3 separate regions of the Homo sapiens genome follow, and all the other regions are linked to region 2. Evidence: chromatin contacts called from ENCODE Hi-C or POLR2A ChIA-PET data. All regions are on one chromosome and are shown on one strand. The core of a region is the stretch at or near the end of the contact, and the rest is flanking DNA. Distances in the headings are between cores, read along the strand shown. Region 1 holds the start of SMCHD1 (structural maintenance of chromosomes flexible hinge domain containing 1). Region 2 holds the start of ZBTB14 (zinc finger and BTB domain containing 14). Region 3 holds the start of MYL12A (myosin light chain 12A).

Region 1 (4,180 bases), core at 773-3,272, 2.6 Mb after region 2:
CAAATTTTGATTTGAAGACCTACGTTTAAAGAAACTTCTGACACTATTAAGTGAAAAAATTAATAGAATATAAAACACATATTTTAGTAATTTAAAAAATGGAGTGGGAAGGAGGAGGAAGGCTGAAAAGACATAACCTCAGGTGCTAAGAGTAGTCATATAGTAGTTTTACAGCGAGTAAAAGATTTACTTGTTTCCCCCCTCTGGTTCCATATTTTCTTTAATGTACTGATATTTTTACTATAAACACAATAAACGTAAAAAGTTTCCCTTTTGTAGAATGGTTCTGAATAGAAAGCATTCAACAAAAAAGATGAGCATTCATTCACTTTTCAAACACAACGGGAATCTACTACGTTCAGGCACAGAATTAACTTGAGGGGATAGGTTTTTGTCTTCATTCATTTATCCATTCTAATCTGGGCATTTACAATGTCGCAGGCACAGTTCTAGACGCTGGGACTACAGCTGTGAACAAAAGAAAGTCCTTACTTCTCCAATCGTTTTCATTCTACGGATCACGATTTCAATTATTTCAGCAACCATACAGTTATATGGTCTAGAACATTTCTAAACCTATCAGCCTCACGACAAAACACGGCTTCAAAGTTCTTTTTTTCCCTTGGACGCTAAGTGTTCTTAACAGCTTAAAAAGGGACCTCATATGGTTAATTCAGAGCATGACAATATTCCTTCTTCAAAGCTCAGGCAATGCCACCACCTCATATCTATAAAGTACATCACAGTTTAAAGCGGATTTCCCTCCACGTTCATTTTCAAAGCGAACCAATACACGGGGTAGGTACGTTTTCTGGTGCTCCACAGCCACCCATACCAACCTTTGACTTGGTTTGGAAATTCCCAAGGGTTAGGGCTCAGACAGGCAGAAGGCCAGCTCTACCTGCAGAGCTGACCTGGACAAGTGTCTCCGTGCGGAAGGATCCCCCCCGCCGCCCCGCCCCAGAAGGACCTGCAACCTCGACAGGGCAACCCGGGGACACCCCGCATCATCTAATGAACTTGGGGGAGATGACTCCGGGCATTTCACAACTTCCCACCGTCGCAACACTCACAACAGAGCCCCTGGGCGTTAACTCCCTTCTCTCGTTTTAAAAAAGTTACAAAGTAAAAACAGACACCACCAACGGCTTTCCCTAGACTGCAGGGCCGCAACCGGGCTAAGCTCGCCCAGGGCCAACAAACGCTGAGCTCTCCACCCGGGCCGGCAAGGCCTCCCGTAAAAGGAGCGGAGGCAGAGGGAGGGCCACGGGGGAGCCGGCCCTGCACTTCGAGGCCCGGGCCAGGGCCCGCCCGAGGCGTCCGGCCACCAGGTCACGGACATGGCGGGCACACGGGAGAGGGAAGCCAAGGCCGCAGGACCGGGACCGGGTGACAGGTTTATTGCCCTCAGTGAGCAAGTTGAGTTTCTCATCACCCTCCCGCCCCCAAGTCTACACGCGCATCCCTTCCTCGCCCCTTCGCGTACCTGACACACACACGCGCGAAATCCCGCGTAGTCCGAGCGCTCCCCGACCTGCAGAGGCCGGTCCCCGAGCTCGGACTCCTTTTCGCGCCGATCAAACAAGTACACCGTCCTGTGGCCGACGCCTCCGCCATCCTCCTCAGTCCCCACAGAGGCCCCACCAGGCCCGCCGCCGTCCGCCGCTGCCATATTGGGGAAAAGGAGAAAAGACAGCGACGCCTGCCGCCGCCGGGCTCAGGGCTGAGGTGCGCGCTCCGCGCGGCGCCTTCAGCTCCAGCTCCCGGGGCGGCTCGAGGCCTCGGCCCGGCGCGCTGCAGCTCCTCGTCAGCGGCGGCGGCCGAGCAGCGGCAGGCGCGAGGATCACCCGGGAACCGATTCAAACGCGCTCCTGCCCGTGCACCACGTCACTTCCGCGGCCCGCCACTCCTGAGGAGAAGGGGACGCGCGGCGCGCTCCTCACCGGGCCCGGGCCCAGCGCCTATCGCCGCCCACGCGAGCCTCACGGTGCGACCCGCGACCAGCGCCGCCGCCGGGACTGTGGCGCAGGAGGAAGAGCGGTGGCGGGTGGCGGGCGGCGGGCGACAGCGAGGGGCGGGGCGAATCCAGCAGGCCGCGCGGGCAGGGGCGGGGCTTCGCCGCGCGCGCGCCCGGGGCCCGCCCCCTCGGCCCTCGCGAAGTTGGAAGGAGGCTGAGTCTTTCGCGGCTGCCTGCGCCCTGCGGGTAGTCCTCAGAGGCCGAGGCGGGAGAGCAGGGCTCGGGGGCAGCGGGGGAATCTCCCGAAGAGCTGTGTTCTCTCTGTGGAAAGGGCCCCGCTGCCTTCCCGCCTCTCCAGGATCCCGACTGAGCTTGTAGGTGCCGCGCCGGCTGACTGAGCCCTCTCTGGCTGGGTCGCGTGGACGCGGCGGCGGGAAGCTTCAGGCCGGCGGTACTCGCCGGGCGCAGAGTCCACCAAAGCGAGCACGTGGGTCCCTCTGCCGAGAAAATAGGCGCTACGAGAGCCGGCGCCCCTTTTTCCTCCTCATTTCTTAGTAGTACTGGGTGGGCTCCAGCGTGGGCCCCCGAGGCAAAGCGGGTCCGTGAGAACGTCAGAAGGGCGCTCTGTGACGTCACAGCGTCCCCGCCCCCCGCACCCTCTGGGGGCCCTGGAGCGCCGACGGCATTCGGGGTACGGGGGTGACTCCAGCGCCCTAGTTTTAACGCTGCCTGCGCTTCGCGGTCTCCCACGTGCGTGTAAATTCTGAAAGAACCCACGCCACAGTTACTAGGGTTAAATTAGATGTTCGCAAAATTCTTAAGGCCTAATACGTTTTCAATCAAAGCCTTTAATCGTCGTTACCGGGCAGCGTTTCATTAACTATCCTCATCGTGGGCAGGTAGTGCCCTAACTCAACAAATAAAATGCCATTGTTAGAGGACTAGGTTTACTCTCCAGTTCTTAGAAATCGTGAATACTGTATACTTGAGAGTGGTATGTAAATTCAGAAACCCAAAGGTAGCAGATAGAGGGGTTTTTCAAATCTCAGAATATAAGCCTGGATAATAGTGCGTTTTCTGTTTTACTAGGTTTGCTAAAACCTTATATGGACAGACTTACAAAGTTAGTGTTATGTTAGAAACCTAGATTTGCTTGTGGATGTCAAGACGTTTCAAGATCGTGGGGAATGTGTGTATAAATTGACTACACATATACTAGAGGTAGACACCAACTAGAACGAAATTGTGAAGGCGTGTTTGGGGAACATACATTGTTTGGCTGGAAGTGAGGAGAACTGAGCGGTAGATGGTGGAAGATAAAATTGGAAAGACATAAACTGTGGCCAAATGCCGTTCATGTTCCTTAAGGTGGAGGTGGAGGAAAAGAAAACAAAAAAGTAACCCCCGATTCTAATGGAATTTCTTTGAAGTCTGATGTTTTATTTACCTTTCAAATTCATGCGAATGTCTCATTCTATTCCTTTATATAGTGGTATTTGAGTTAAATGACTCAAAGAAAAACACAAATTGTTTTTCTAATTCTTAGTTAATGGGTAAGATGAATTGCCTCTCTACTTCAGCAAATTGAGATTAGAGCTGGAGATTCGTCATCAGGGCAATTTCTCATTTCTTTGTAATACCAGATTATACAAGCACACCTCTTTCATGTCTTTAGAAGAGATTTCAGGATCATCTCTAAGAGATTTTTTTTTTAATGGTGCCAGAGAAGTGTACTGCAGTATTATGGGCAGCTCTTGATGGGAACATTGATGTCTTACCTTGTTGAGAGATCGAGTCTGAATCAGTTTCTTAATGGCAGTATGGCATCACTTTTGTTCTCAGAATATCAAACAATTTTTTCATCAAAGAAAGATGACGAGTTTGTTCTTTATTTAATTGTCATCACAAGTAAATAAAAGCGTTTGAAATGACCCACTTCCTTAATGAGTTCTCTTCAATTGACTCTTAGTTTTTGTTAATTAGCTATCTTACTACAGAGTAAAATATTTAAGTGGCCTTGTATCAGTTATTTATTGCTACATAACGAACTTCCCCAAAACTTAGTGGCCCCTGAAGAAGTTCCCCATTCCCTTCTTCCTTGCATGTAGCTCAAGTTTGAGTCAGGCAGGATTTGAGATGCCACAGACCCAGACCAGGTGCAGCTCAGAGATGGTGAACGAGATGGTGAACAATAGCTCTTCATGTCTGCAATTAAAAATGGCC
Region 2 (4,197 bases), core at 19-2,518:
AGCGGGAGGGACTTCCCAGCTCCCGACGCCAGACACAGGCACAGCCGCCGCGTCAGAGGGAAGGCGACGTGGTTCAACAGCAACGGAGCCATTACTGGCGCTGAGCAGGGATGTTAAGGACAGAGCCAAGTTATCAGAGCTCTCCGAATCGAGTCCAGGGTCTGGACTGCCACAGACGGGTCGCCGCCTCCAGCCCCTGGACTTTTCCTTGGAGTGTCCGGGCGCGGACCTACTAGCTCCGAAGCCCTATGGGTGATCCCTTTCTGCTGGGCAACTGGGGTTGCGCTTTACACTACAAATCGAAGACGTCGCTTTTTCCATTTGTTCTGCAAGTGTTTATTGTGCACCGTCCACTCCCCCACAAACTCAATGTGCCGGCGGCAAGAGGCAAGACCGCAGACCCGTGGGCGCGCCTCCCGGTGTCGGCCGGTGTGCGCGGAGGGCGAAAGTGGCCGGGGCGCCCGCTCCGAGACGCGGCAGAGCCCCGCAGCCTCAGCGCCCGGCCTGCGCGCGCCCGGGGGAGGCTCTGGCCCACGCACATGCACACGCACGGGAGCGCTGGCTCCCGCGTCCCCGGCGCTGCGCCGGCGCCGGGCGCGGGCGGAAGCCCACGAACCAGGGCGGGAGGGAGCTTGAGGCGGGGCGGGTGTCCGCGAGCAGCGCTCGTGCTTAAGTTCCCTGGCTCCCGAAGCCCCGCCCTTGCCCCGCCCACTCCTTCTCCCGCGCGCGGGCTCCGCGCGCCCCAAGCCGCGCGCGTGCGCGCGCGTGCGCAGGCCAGGGCCCTCCGGGGGCGGCCCCGTAGTCTCCAACGAAAGCGTCGGCAAGGGCCCGGATTAACCCTTTCTTTGCTCGCCCACTTAGAGACCCGGTCGGGTTCCGTGCCTGCGCAAGCCGGCGGCGCGCCTTCCCCCCAGCCCGCACCGCGCATGCACGGGAAGGGGGGGGCGGTGGGGGTGTTCACGGCCGGCTAGACATTCTGTGCTCGTGCAGGAGGAGGGCTGCTACCATCAGGGACGTGCACGATTTCCCCCACCCCGCCCCCTCCCCAAACTCCAAAAAAAAATCCAAAACACACTGCCACCCACCGTGCCCCCGCGCCCCGAGCCCCTCCGGTCCCGGCCTGCGTTTGCTAGCGAGCGCGGGGAACCCACGGCAGTGTCTGTGCCTGTGCCAGGCTGCAGGTAAGCGCGGGCCAGGGTGCGGAAGGGGCTGGGGCCGTCCGCAAGGCGGGCGCGGGGGCGGCCGGCGGCTGGCGGGGCGGCCCGGAAGACGCGCGTTCTCGCCGAGCTCTGGGGCACCAGCCAGCTCCAGGATGTGCGGCGGCCGCCAGCGGCGCGGCGCGGTGCGAGCGGGGACGGGCGTGGGCCAGGGTTGGGCGTGGGGCCGGGGCGCCCCGGGGGCCGCGCGGGCCGGCGAGCGGGCTCGGGGAGCGGCCAGGCGGCGGCGGCCCCGCGCGCGCGCTCGCAGAGCCTCGGCGGCCGAGTTCATGGCCGCCCCCGCTCGCACCGCCGCAGTGCACCGCGGTGGGGGTGGGGACGGCCCGAACCCAGCGCGGAGCGCGGCCCGCCGGGCGCCGCCCCTCCGAGCCGCGGGCCCCGCCGCGCCGCCTACAGCCGCCGGCGGAGGAGGGGGCCGGGACCCAGCGCACGCACTCCCGGGTGCGCCCGCGGAGCTTGGGTTAGCCGGCCGCGCGCCGCCCCCGCCCCCGGCCGCGGGAGGGCGGGGGAGGGCCCGGCGCGAGCTGGCCGGGGAGTGCGCGGGGCGCGAGCTCCGGGCTCGCGGGCGGAGCGGGGCGCGGCGCGGCGCGGGGCTGCGGAGCCGGCCGCACGCCCGCTCCCGCTCGTCGCGCCGCCGGGGCCGCCGCGGGCCGCAGTCCCTCCCTGCGCGCTCCGAGCCGCGGTCCCAAGCCTGCGCTCGACGTCTGATTATGAAAGGGAAAGTGGCCCTTTCACCACCTGGCTCCCAGGCTGGGAGCTTTTGTCTGGGAAGGAGTGCAAACGGCCTCCTCCACTCCCCACCTCCCAGGCCCAAAGAAATTGAGAGGGAGGACTCGATACGCCTTGAGGGCTTCTTGGGTCTGCGCTTGGCTCCCTGCTTCCTCCCGACTCCGAAGTTGCAAGCTTGCAACAAGGAAGTCGTGCAGCCGCCATTGTCGGGCTGCCCGGGGCAGGGGAGGCGGCTGCAGCTGCTTATGTAAGTTTTTGGCTTTGCGGGAAGCCCGGCTCCCTGCACTGTAACGCGGCTTAGCGCGCCCGCAGTTTGGAGAGCAATTAGGAAGGGGCAGCCTTATTATGAAGGTGGTGTTGGGGCTACGTCTTTTCCTACACCTGCCTACACAGATGCTGGCAACAGCTGTCTTCCAGTTTTGACTCACCTGAACTGAGCAATTGGACATCTCAATGGCAAGGGGGGCGGGGCGGGGAGGAGGCGGCTTTGGACACACATGGTCTCTCTTCCAGGTCTCATACATCTTGAGAGAGAGAGGGGAGAGGGGCGAGTGGCCAAGTACACACTAGCCAAAACAACAACAACACATTGATATGTTGTCATAGCTAGTCTAAGGCCACTCCTCTCTCTGGTCCCATGCACTTTTATCCCACAAGCCCTAGGACGAGTTAGTGACAACAGTAGTAAGTGTCACAGTGTAAGGTTTTTGCTGGGCTGCCTAGCCTCTGGATGATTACAGGCCTGGGTGCTTCTAGGGAATAGAGAGGCAGAAACACGTAGAATGATCAAGTCAGAATCATCTTTTGGAAATGTTGCCTAACCTCAAACTTCAGATGAGACATCCCGCTTCTACGCTGGGTAGCTCGGTGTGTTCACTTTTCTTTAGAAGGAGCTTATTATGGGTTTCAAGGTGTTGGTCTCCAGGTTGGAGTCTTGTTCCATGGTTTTTGTGTAAGACTGTTACAGCCCAGTCCTTTGCTCCTACCACACCAAACAACTTATCTGTGTGGTCACTGTTCAGTAGAGGAAACTTTTTGTTTTTCAGGATATGGGTCTGCAGGATGGAGTTCTTCCGGTAAGAGTTAAAACTCACAAAAAAGCTGAAATTCTTTCACCCTTATTGTAGGGATAGAGGTAAAAACACCTGGATTTATCAAATACAATCTTAAAAACAAACGTGTATGCTATTAATACATCACACAGGTGCAGAAAGAAAAAGCAATCATTGTTCCCTCTCCTCCCATGTTACCTGTTGGGTTTATGTACTTCTATAGCTTTATTTGTAAGGTATATACTTCTATAGGTTTGTATGAGCCGAGAGAAAAATGTAGAGGGCTAACATACCCAGCGGGAAATGGGATAGGTGTAGGGGGCACGGTGCACTTGTTTTTTTCTATATCTGTGTAGCCATCAATCTCTGTACAAATATGGACATGAGCTTAGTGTGTGAGGAGAAATCCCTTAATGGTTCTCCAACCCCTCCTTCCAGTTCCTAGGGCACAGCCCCTTTATGCCCGAGTGCTACAGCCCTTATCTGTTCTAGTCCATATCTGTTCAGAACTGCACTTGATGTACCAGCTACCTACCTGCCACTCTCCCCAACCTGAAAATGCACAAAAGAGGGAACAAGAAAGTTTATTTTTAAAAAATCAATTCTTGGTTTAGGATTTGGGATACAGGAAGATCCTACCTCATTCTTGTTTATCCTTTCCTCTGTAGGTCTGGCGTGCTCCTGATCAGAGTTACTCTGATCTGAAGATTTTGGCGTTCAAGGCATTAAGATAATAGCCTGAGTTGTTCATGGTAACTATAACTTTGGATATTAAATCTTGATGAAAATGACTTGGCATTTGCTTTAAAATATATATACCAATTCTGATTGTGCATGAACACTTCTATTTGTCTGGGGGAAAATATTAGCCGAATAAAAGTAAAACAATGTTTTTAAAAAGGAAACATAGAGAATGCTTTAAGATGACCAGTTTTTTAACATGATGACAGAGATCTTTCATGCCAGTTCCAAATTTTTGCTTATAAAATACTCTCAGCACTTATCAAGTACTTACATCTGGTGTTGATGGCACTTTTATCTGGATGCAGGTAGATTGGCATCTAGAGAGAACAAAGCCACTTCCCAAATGTCATCTCATTCTCTTAAGGTCAGATTAAACCTTGACCTTCATTTAGAAGTGGCCCAAAAGTGCTGTGGAAAATCTAGAACACAACACTCAATGGGATATTTTGGCAGTA
Region 3 (4,427 bases), core at 1,928-4,427, 2.0 Mb after region 2:
TCTTCAAGGAGCTTAATATAGTTGGGGAGGCAACTATAAAGAAATGAGATGATTGGTTCAACTTATGAAATGAGTCATAGTTTTCATTCCAGAAGTATGACTCTAAACTTAAAACGTGTGACAATAATGAAAAATAATTCCTAACATGGTACATAATTATCAAATGCTGTGAGTTCAGAAAAGATGTTTCTGAGTAATTAAGGGATTGGGGAGGAGGAAGACCTTGAAAAACCCCGTGTGGGATCATTTAGAAGCTACAAAGCATTGTTAGAATGAAGAGATTCGGCTGTTAGTCTCAATTCTAACAAATTAAGGTAGTTAATTCTATCAAAAACTGGCAGTGTAATGTTGAGGAAGTTACTACCTAGGCCTTTACTTTTTCAAGGAGGCTGGATTCTGATCTATGAGTTATTTTCCACCAGAAACCTTTCAGCGATAGGGAGTTTGGCTGCACAGTCACTGTTCCAAAATACAGAAACTGTGGGGTTTTTTCCCTACCAAACTAAAAGTGTGGGGAGAATAAATAATGGTGGAGGGAGTCAAATCAGGAACAGTGCTATGATCTCAAGGAGCAGATCATTTCTGATATTGTCAGGGTCCTCTTTGCTGATTCTAGTTTGTTGTTCATTTTACTTTCCTTCAAACAATTTAGACTGTCACTCTTCATGTAATAAGCCTTCAGCAAATGCACAACTCTCATCGAAGTTTAGAAAACTAGGGTATACCCCTTAATCTAAAAAAGTTGAAATTGCTTTATTATTATACTTTAAGTTTTAGGGTACATGTGCACAACGTGCAGGTTACATATGTATACATGTGCCATGTTGGTGTGCTGCACCCATTAACTCGTCATTTAACATTAGGTATATCTCCTAATGCTATCCCTCCCCCCTCCCCCCTGAAATTGCTTTTTACAAAAAGCAAGCTAGGGTAAAATAAATTGAAAAGATTTCATGTCAATGTAATTATTCTTTAGGATGCAAAGATCGCCAGGTAAGGACCTGAGGTTTCCAAATTACGAAGCTCCTCAATCATAAAGTCGAGTCTTTATTTACTTATTTATTTTTATTTATTTATTTTTGAGACGGAGTCTTGCTCTGTCGCCCAGGGTGGAGTGCAGTGGCGCGATCTCAACCTCCACCTCCAGGGTTCAAGCAATTCTCTGCCTCAGCCTCTGGAGTAGCTGGGATTACAGGCACCCACCACCATGCCCAGCTAATTTTTGTATTTTTAGTAGAGACGGGGTTTCACCACCTTGTGCAGGCTGGTCTTGAACTCCTGACTTCGTGATCCACCTGCCTCGGCCTCCCAAAGTGCTGGAATTACAGGCGTGAGCCACCGCACCCAGCTCGAGTCTTTATTTTTGAGGGATTAAGTGAAAGATCCTTGGTGTCAAGGAGTGTCTGTTGTACGAAACTGGAAAGTAGAGAGACTTACAGAACAGGCTTCTACAAAATATGAGGATTTCAGATGCATGAGAAAGTGGATGAAGGGCAGTTAGGAGACTGAGTTTACAGATCTAAAGGAGCATAACCTTTTTTTTAAGTCAGGCGAGGTGAGCGCTGGTGGCAATGAATCTGGTTTTTATTTTGTGTTTTAGCTCAGAATCATTGTGGGCTGTAACGAGAGATACACAACATGATTAAGGAAAATGTTAGACTAGATTAATAGGTGGGAGAAATAGAAGAGATTCTCAAAGTGGCTTTCCCCACACACCAAAGGACACAAGAAGTTTTCAGAATCTCTAGAAACTATGTTCATTTATAAAATGGGATTAATCCATACCAATATATACATTAGAGTTCTGTGGTTAGAATCCTAGAGTCCAGCATTTATTTACAAAGTGGCAATAAATGTAAAATAACCTAGAAACTTCTTCTACAAAACGAACACTCAAATTGATAATATTCTGAGAAATATCACACATTCTGCAAGAAAAAACCACCATCTTACAAAACACTGCGTACTGTGATAGCACCTAGTATTTGGTGGGCTTTCTAAACCCTGACCAAATATACCGCCTCATTTAATCAATGCACTTAAAAAAAAAAAGCCTAAGTATAACTTATTTTCTGGTGCTAACCACAATTTTTAAAAAGTGTATTTCAAGTTGGTGCTTCCGTTCCAAGTAAACCAAGTTTCATTTCTTATGCAAACTTCCGGTTGAAGGTAGGATTCGTTCTCTTGGACTGCCACACCCAAAAGTTCTCACCACTGGACAAAGACAATTAGCTGTGAGGGCTGACTTGCCAGTAAAGCCTCGCTTTTGAAAATAGAGTGCTTTTCTGATTACCGTTTATTAGAGCCCTTCCAGAACATGAAACAAATACCAATAATTTTAAGAAATATTCGCTTTATTCGCCTTTAAATATGAAACTTTTTGCACTTAAGTTAAAATCTCTGCTAAATCCATAGGTCTCTCAAGAACTGACAGATACATTCATATACCTACTAAACTACTTTAAAAAGAAGACACTTCCATGGCGAATTGAATTAGCCCAAACTTTCCCCCCAAATGGGACAAGGTATTACATTTTGGAGTTTTTCTTCGAGTCACAAACTAAACTCCAGATCTCTCTGTCCAAAATTTCATCGCTTAAAGAAAAAAAGTTCTAATTACAGGAGCGGATACTGAGCTGAAGAACTTCCCAATTTGAGTTGGTTATTCCTACTAAACGCAGCCACACAGCTGCAACAACAGCTGCAGCAGGGGGACAACGGGCTACGTTTTTGCGCAAACCCTCTTGAATCGGGCAAGTTGACGTTAGAAACTAAAATAGTCCCGGAGTCAGCTCTGCAGGGGTCGGGTTTCGCGGGCCCGGCAGTCGCCCAAGCTCAAGGCGCCAGTGAGCGAAGCCACATTTCCAGAGTTCCAAGTTTGGGCACAGGAGCGAAGTTCGGGTCTGGGCCACTCCAAGCCATGGCCTCGGATCCCAGAACCGGGGACCTGGCTGGCACACCTGCCCAGGTGCGCTACCGGCGCCAGGAGCCCCGCCGCCCTCCAGCTGCCCCCGCGGAGACGGGTCCCCGGGATGGGTCTCACGCGCCCGAACGCGAGCGCCACTCACCCGGCACAGCTACGAGAATCCGAGCACCTCTCCGAGCCCCTCGCTGCCGCTATCACACCACCCTGCTACCCAGAGAGCCGCTAAAAACCACCGCTTCCGGCCTCTGCTTAGCAAGCCGGAAGGAAGCCCGGTCACCTTTCTTGGCCCGCAGAGTGGGTCTGACTTCACGGAGGGGCGACAGAGAGGGAAGTCGCCAGTGTGGTCAGCGGGCGTGGTATTGACCAAGTGCATGAGAAGGAAGTGTAAAGTGGGCGACCTAGAATATAGAGCAATATATAATGGTCCTCTGGGTCCTGTTACTGAGTTTCCTTCTTTTTTGTACCTGTTGTTGCAGTGTTAAGTCTTCCTCCCCCCTATCCTTTCCGCAGATGGTTGCGTCCGTCCTGTGGCTTTGCCTGGCCGCACATTCCAGGGCACGGCGAAGGGCGGGGCCCGTCGGCCCAAGTCCTTGTAGGGAAATCGAGGAGAGGGCTGCGGGCCCACGTGACTGACCCTCGCCCCGCCCCGAAGCCGGGCTCCAGCTTGTGGGCGGTAGTGCGCCTGCGCTTGACGCCCCGCGCGGGGTCTGGGTCTCCGCCTGAGGGCCCCGGAGCAGTGCGCGTATCCCGGGAGCGGATCTTGATGCTAGCTCTGTGTGCAGTGTAATTTTATTAAGAGTCCCGCCCCCTCCATACGGGAGGAAACGTGTGTCCCTGGGGCCCTCAGCCAAGCCTCCACTATCTTTTTGGCCCAGACGGATTTCCCAGGTCACAAGTGGCTGGAGACTTCCTCTTGAAAAACATTTGCCGTCGTTTTTCCCTGGCAGAGCCCCTTTGACCCTGGCTAACAAGGACAGCCTGACTTGGATCCCACTATGCAGGAAGGAAGGCGACTCTTCCCCGCACCTCTTGCTACGATTAGGACTTGCGACTTGGTGAAAACAGGAATCAAAACTTGGGCCTATTTCTCCTGAGGTCTGCTTGCCTAGAACAATTCGTAACGATGAATCTTATTAAAAAGAGAAAGTCCTCCCCGACTTTATCTTTTTCCGCCCAGAATCCGATAAGGAAGACTTGTTCTGGCCCCCTCAGCTCTCTGACCTCACCTACCAGAGGAGAGAGTGGGATCCTCTAACACTCGAGCCGTCATCCCAGCACTAGGGGACAGTGACCAGTGTGGCTCCCGTGGCCAGAACCCTTCTGAAGTTTGGGTTGCCCTGTGGTCTTCGCCTTCAAAGCAGGCCGCCACTTGAATCCTTCTGGAACGGACAGTGTTGCTGTAAACGCCGCGGAATAGTATCTTCTAAGTATTCGTAGCTTCTTTCTTGAGGGATCTCGGGAACGTTCCGTGTATTAACCACTAACGTATTCCAAAGTTAAC

The links. A loop is a pair of places that touch in the nucleus more often than their neighbours do. ChIA-PET counts read pairs that join two places held with the same protein, here RNA polymerase II (POLR2A). Pooled maps may share reads with other maps.
Region 1: a loop to region 2 is called in a map of OCI-LY7, with 21 times the contacts of the local background. The contact joins the promoter of SMCHD1 here to the promoter of ZBTB14 in region 2. A Hi-C loop is called at or near these places in 6 of 168 maps with a recorded cell type or tissue (CD8-positive, alpha-beta T cell, OCI-LY7, ascending aorta and 3 more), 5 of 37 single-sample maps with no recorded cell type and 26 of 50 pooled maps. POLR2A ChIA-PET finds 5 or more read pairs at or near these places in 2 of 52 experiments (CD8-positive, alpha-beta memory T cell and PC-9).
Region 3: a map of CD8-positive, alpha-beta T cell shows a loop between it and region 2 (20-fold over the local background). The contact joins the promoter of MYL12A here to the promoter of ZBTB14 in region 2. A Hi-C loop is called at or near these places in 3 of 168 maps with a recorded cell type or tissue (CD4-positive, alpha-beta T cell, CD8-positive, alpha-beta T cell and sigmoid colon), 5 of 37 single-sample maps with no recorded cell type and 22 of 50 pooled maps. POLR2A ChIA-PET finds 5 or more read pairs at or near these places in 2 of 52 experiments (CD4-positive, alpha-beta T cell and naive thymus-derived CD4-positive, alpha-beta T cell).

What each region holds. Positions count from the first base shown.
Region 1 is chr18:2,653,568-2,657,747 of GRCh38, reverse strand. It overlaps SMCHD1 (structural maintenance of chromosomes flexible hinge domain containing 1), which reads right to left and starts at 2,022. Exons shown (of 48, transcript NM_015295.3): 1 at 1,487-2,022. The coding sequence starts at 1,672. It also overlaps the pseudogene CBX3P2. RefSeq lists silencers at 1,320-1,499, 1,730-2,179 and an enhancer at 3,214-3,843.
Region 2 is chr18:5,292,797-5,296,993 of GRCh38, reverse strand. ZBTB14 (zinc finger and BTB domain containing 14) reads left to right here and starts at 1,268. Exons shown (of 4, transcript NM_001243702.2): 1 at 1,268-1,342; 2 at 2,993-3,022; 3 at 3,667-3,750. The coding sequence starts at 3,748. RefSeq lists enhancers at 60-219, 1-622, 1,311-1,997, 1,998-2,685 and silencers at 430-849, 930-1,869.
Region 3 is chr18:3,246,551-3,250,977 of GRCh38, reverse strand. It overlaps MYL12A (myosin light chain 12A), which reads right to left and starts at 3,177. Exons shown (of 4, transcript NM_006471.4): 1 at 3,069-3,177. It also overlaps a transcript of MYOM1 not described here. RefSeq lists enhancers at 2,039-2,108, 3,241-3,470 and a silencer at 2,871-2,950.